Regions from separate parts of the Homo sapiens genome. Here region 1 is linked to region 2. Evidence: chromatin loops called from intact Hi-C (ENCODE). Cell type or tissue: heart right ventricle. All regions are shown on one strand. Links, peaks and the distances in the headings refer to the core of each region. The heading gives the core; the rest is flanking DNA.

Region 1 (2,925 bases), core at 98-2,597, 80 kb after region 2:
GCAGTGGTGCGATCTCAGCTCACTGCAACCTCCACCTCCTGGGTTCAAGTGATTCCCCTGCCTCAGCCTCCTAAGTAGCTGGGACTACAGGCGTGCACCACCATGCCCAGCTAATTTTTTGTATTTTAGTAGAGACAGGGTTTTGCTGTGTTGGTCAGGATGGTCTCAATCTCCTGACCTCATGATCTGCCCACCTCGGCCTCCCAAAGTGCTGGGATTACAGGCATGACCCACTGCACCTGGCCAGTTTTTGGATTTTTTGTAGACACAGGGTTTTGCCATGTTGTCCAGGCTGGTCTGGAACTCCTGAGCTCCAGCAATCTTCCCATGTCAGCCTCCCAAAGTGCTGGAATTACAGCTGTGAGCCACCACACCCAGCCAATTCACCCTTTTAAAGTGCACAATTCAGTGGTTTTTACAATCATCACTGCTATTAAATCTAGAACATTTTTCACCCCAAAAAGAAACACTGTACCCAATACAGCCACTCCTTGTTTCTCTCTGCCCCCGCCCTTGACAACTACTAACCTACTTTCTGTCTCTGTGTATTTGCCTGTTCTGGACATTTTATACAGATGGAATAATATATGTGGCCTTTTGCGATTGGCTTTTTTCATTTAACATAATGTTTCTAAGTTTCATCCATGTTATAGCATGTATCAGAAGTGCATCCCTTTTTGTGGATGAATAATACTTGACGATATGGATATATCCCATTCTAAAGTTGATAGACATTTGGATTGTTTTGACTTTTTGACTATTATTAATAATGTTGCTATTAGCATTCATATATAAGTTCTTTTGTGAACATATGCTTTCCGTTCTCTTGGGTATATGCCTACAAGTGGAATTGCTGGGCCATATGGTAACTCTATTTTTAACTTTTTAAGGAACTGCCAGACTATTTTCCAGAATGCCTGTACCATTTTTTGTTCATATTTAAATGTCAATTCATACAATAATATTTGTGTATTTTTTATTTGCAGTCATTGGATTTGTTGAAGAATTGTTTTTAATAGAGCAGTGGAGACTTTTGTCAAATTTTGAATGACTGAGGAGTACAGAAATAAGTAGTGGTTACAGTGAAGAAATAGAAGCTATAATTAAAGATTTGTTTCCTCTCTTGTTCCACTATCTTGGAGCCTGTGGAGGCCTGCCAGGAACAGGACTCTTAAAGGCAAATATGTCTAGAAGGCTGCTGTCAAAGACCATTTTTGCTGGCTATAAGCAGGGTCTCTGGAACCATTGGGAACCACAGCTGTTCTTAAAATTGAAGGTGTTTATGCTTCACCAGCTCTTGCTATGGTCACTCTTTTAAATTTTTGCCATTCTAATGAGTATGTACTGATATCTAATTGAGATTTTCATTTGTATTTCCTGATGACTAACATGTTGAGTATTTTTTCATGGGCTTTTTGGCTATTCTTTTATCTTCTTCAGGAGTTCACAGACTGCAACCCCCAAGCCAAATCTGGCTCATCACCTATATTTGTAAATAGTTGTATTAGGACGCAGCCACACCCATTCATTTATATATGGTCTATGTGGCTTTTATGCCAAACAGCAGAGTTGAGTAATGAGACCATATGGCATGCAAAGCCTAATATATTAGCTCTCTGGCCTATTCATAGGAAAATGTATCAACCCCCGATACTTTCTGTGGATTGTTTGTTCAAGTTTTTTGCCCATTTAAAAAATAAGCTTATCTTTTTTAGTTTTGAGAGCTTTTTAACATTAGGGCTATAAGTATTTATTCATTCATTCATTCATTCATTCATTTATATTCCCAGCCTTTGGCTTCTCTCTTTCTTTTCTTTTTTAATAAGTAGAGACTTTGGGCCAAACTTGAGGACTACAACTCAGAAGCATAGATTTAAGTTGCCCTGAATATATACTCCCTTTGTTTAATTTTTTTCTTCTTTTATTTTCATGATTGTGTCTTTTGAAAAACAGAAGTTTTTCTTTCAATGAAATCAGGTTTATCGATCTTACCTTTATTTTGAGCCACCGTGCCCAGCCATCAATCTTACCTTTTATGGTTTATGTTTTTTATAAACTCAGGCCTACCTAAGAAATCTTCCCCTAATCCAAGTTTGCAAAGATTTTCTCCACTGTTTTCCCCTAATATTTTTATAGTTTTGGCTTTTAGTTTTAGGTATAATTCATGTCTGATTAATTTTGGGGTATACTGTAGTGTGAAATAAGGTCAGGATTTTTTTTTTCTATAATTGTATCTTCTTGTTCTGTCACTATTTATTGAAAAGATTGCCCTTTCCCACCCCATTAAATTTTGTTTGAATATAATCAATTGATTATATATATGTGAGTCTATTTCTAGACTCCTTTCTGTTTCATTGATCTGTATTTCTTTTTGTTTTTAATGGAATTCTTGTTGCAGATTAGAATTTCTGTCCTTAGGATAGCAACACTGTATTACTGCAGCTTTATTGTAAACCTTGAAATAAGATACTCTGAGCCCTCTAATTTTGTTCTTATTGAAAATTTTTGTCCATTTTAAGTTCTTCACATTTCCTTATAAATATTAGAATCAGCTTGTTGATTTCCATAAAAAATATCTGCTGGGATTTTTGTTGATACTGTACAATATACAGATAAAATTCAGAGAATTAAGTTCTTAGCAATATTGAGTCTTCCAATCCATGAACATGGTATATTTCTCCATTTGTTTGGCTCTTTAATTTTTTTTCTACAATCTTTTATACTTAGCATCATGCAGGCTTGCATATACTTTGATTTATCCCAAAGTATTCATGCTCTTCATTGACTCTTGAGAATTTTCTCTATAGACAATGATGTCATCTGTGGATAAAGACAGGTTTACTTCTTTTCTAATCTATATGCCTTTTATTTCTATTTTCTTGCCTTATCACACTAAGATCTCCAGTATATGTTGAATAGAGAACA
Region 2 (2,925 bases), core at 222-2,721:
ATGGACAATGGGAACACTGGGGTCCATCCACTGTATCACTCTTCTTTTATATGTGCAAAATTTTTCCATAATATAAGGTTTTAAAAATGAGACAGTGCATATAAAATACCTTGCACAGTGCCTGGCAAATAGTAAGCACTCAAAGCCATTATCATTTTCATCTAACTTCTGTCTGTTCTGTTGGGCAACATTTTCTCAATTCATCTAAAGTTTATTTTGTGACTATACAGCAATACCCAGAATGCCATGTAATTCTATCAGGAAAGATCAATTGGGCTAAATAATCTTAGCTCACTCTTAGAATCTGGCTTTCACTCAGGCTATGCCAGAGCTTTTTTATTATAATTCCCTCACAGCCAGGTTTGGCTTAGAAGGAGACTGTTACTAGAATGAAACTCAGCTGCTATCACTAAGGTTAACATAATTTGTAATGTCTATGCTCTGGGATTTGCTTTTTAACACGCAGAGTTTTGCTAAGGTAATCCAGTATTAAATGAGGAGGAAAAAAAAGAAAGGGAAGGAAAGGAAGGAGAGAAAGGAAGGCAGGCGAAAGAAAATCTATGTCTGTCCCAACTGAACTCACCTTTAAAATTATTTAAAATAATAAAGGCATTTACCGGAATGGTAGAATTGGTGTAAGACAAAAGAAGCAATCTGTAATTCCCTCACCATGTTTCCGCCTCTAACCAGACCAAGGGGGAAGAGTAAGACCTACTGTTTGACTTGGCCAACCATTGAGACACGGGCAGACTCCAGATTTCGAATCTGGCCACTCTTCACACTGGGAAAGAAAAGAAAGGAAGAGAGAAGGTTATTCAGTATCTATTGTATCACATCATTGGAATCAAATAAATAATTCTACAGATTATGTGAGACCTAATAAAAAGTAGTGATCACCAGTGTTTCTTACTATAGAGATTGCCACTATTACTCACCTGGCTACATGGTTTTATAAGTAAAAATTAAGTAAAAACATCATAGCCATTTCAGTTCTGCAGATATTTATCAAGAGGATACTAGGTGCCAGGCCTGTATTCAAAAAGCACATAATTCGGTAGGGAGAAAAAGACACATATAATGTTAATATAATGAGGCAAGGTTCAAAGAAAGCACTTGAACATGAATGAGGAGGTCAGAGAAAGCTCCCCAGAGGTCACAGCTAAACTGAGGAGTATAGATAACAAGTTTAACCAGAAAATAAAAGAGGTTGGTTAGAGCATTCTAGGCAGAGGGCACATTATGTACAAAGGTGCTGTGATGTGAAAGTCGGCAGGATAATGATTTTAGAGAACTGGGTGCAAGGAGAAGCAGGGAGGAGATAAAAGGGGAGCGTGACAGAATAGGATTGGAAGGCAGGCGCCAGCTTCTCCAGGGCCTTGTGTGCCGTGCTACAGGGCTTAGGCTATCTGAATAAATTAGTCTTCTCACATTTGTCCACCTAAGTACAACTAAGGCAGAGCAAAATGACTGCATTCCCAGGGTGAACTGGAAACACTGCCTGAAGCAAGCCACTAGGAGAAAGCACTTCTTTAAATCTCATTTCTTAGTTTAAAAAATCATTCAAAATTTTAAAGCCCCTCTCCTCAGATAATGACATGATTTCTTACTTTAATGGTAAACCGAGGCAATCAGAACTATTACCTCATCTTTTAACTACCAAATGAATCCACAAATTCACCAATACTTGTAATAATATACTCTGCCTTGATGCCTGTTTAATACATGAAATATCTATTCCTATCAAGGCCAACCTTGGGCACTAGTTCCCATCCCCTCTTGCTTCTGAAAAGATACTCTTTCTTTCAGTTATCCTGTCTCTCTTCTGTGTCACTTTTTTTCTCTCGTGGATGTCACAAGCATACTCCATTATCCAGCCTTTAAAAACATTCCCAATGCCACATTCACTACTACCTATTACTCCATTTCTCTGCTCTCCTATACAGCAAAGCTCCTCAAAAGAGTTATCTTGCTTTCTCTACTTTGTCACCTCTCATCCTTTCCCCAACTTATATATGATTTTTATATCCCATTTATTTTCAGATATTTATTTTGTCAAGGTCACCTCTATCATGCCAATTCCAATGGTCATTTCTTGGTCCTCATCTTACTTGATCTCTCTGCAGCATCCGACACAGTTATTCTCTCCCTCCTTCTACAAACACTTAATATACTCACCTGGTTTTCCTTTTATCTCATCAACTGTGCCTTTTCAGTTTCTTTGTTGGATCTTCCTCTTCTTCCCAAGCTCTAAATATTGTGGAATATCCCAAGACTCAGTCTTGGATCTTTTTCCTATCAATATCAAGTTCCTAGGTCTTTACATTCAATCTTTCACTTTTAAATATTAACTATGTGATGACGATTCTCCAATTTATCTCTAGTTCAGCCTCTTCTAACTAGTATATACAACTGCCTACTTAACATTTCTACTTACATATGTAATAAGCATTTGAGTTTATCCAAACAAAACTGATTCTCTGCCCCTTATTTGCTCCCATATCTACCTCTTTCTGTTTCTACCATTCACCCAATTGCTTGGGCTAAAAACCTAGAAGTCATCCTTAAGTCCCTTCCTGCCCTTCCCCGTCTCTCTCCCAACATCCAATCCATAAACCAGTCCTGTCAGTTCTACCTCGAAAATACATTAAAAAATGACTCTCTTCCTCTGTTGCCATCCTCGTCTATGTTTACCATTATTACTCTCCTTTACTATAACAGTCTCCTAACCAACTTCACACCTCATTCCCCACTTCTTCTATTTGATTTTCCTCAGAACAGCCAGAGTGGTGTAACCAAGATGCAAATTTGTATCTGTCTGACCTCAAAGCCCAGGTTTCCCCTAACTTTTTTGTTTTGTTTCGAGACAAGGTCTCACTCTGTTGTTCAGGCTGAAGTGCAGTGGCATGATCATAGCTCACTATAACC

Evidence for each region. A loop is a pair of places that touch in the nucleus more often than their neighbours do. Peaks named below come from ENCODE experiments on the same cell type or tissue, not always from the same donor. Only the 100,000 strongest peaks of a DNase experiment are listed, where the experiment ranks them.
Region 1: it touches region 2 in a loop (2.3-fold over the local background); 1 of 110 quality-filtered maps calls a loop at or near these places.

The regions. Positions count from the first base shown.
Region 1 is chr11:74,153,314-74,156,238 of GRCh38, reverse strand. All of the region lies in intron 3 of C2CD3 (C2 domain containing 3 centriole elongation regulator), which reads left to right. Among named protein-coding and RNA genes, the nearest start is that of C2CD3, 16 kb to the left of the region's middle. In heart right ventricle, for the core only: no CTCF peak of the experiment used is centred there; no DNase peak of the experiment used is centred there; H3K27ac peaks cover 536 bases.
Region 2 is chr11:74,233,757-74,236,681 of GRCh38, reverse strand. PPME1 (protein phosphatase methylesterase 1) reads right to left here. Exons shown (of 14, transcript NM_016147.3): 8 at 716-781. Among named protein-coding and RNA genes, the nearest start is that of PPME1, 64 kb to the right of the region's middle. In heart right ventricle, for the core only: no CTCF peak of the experiment used is centred there; no DNase peak of the experiment used is centred there.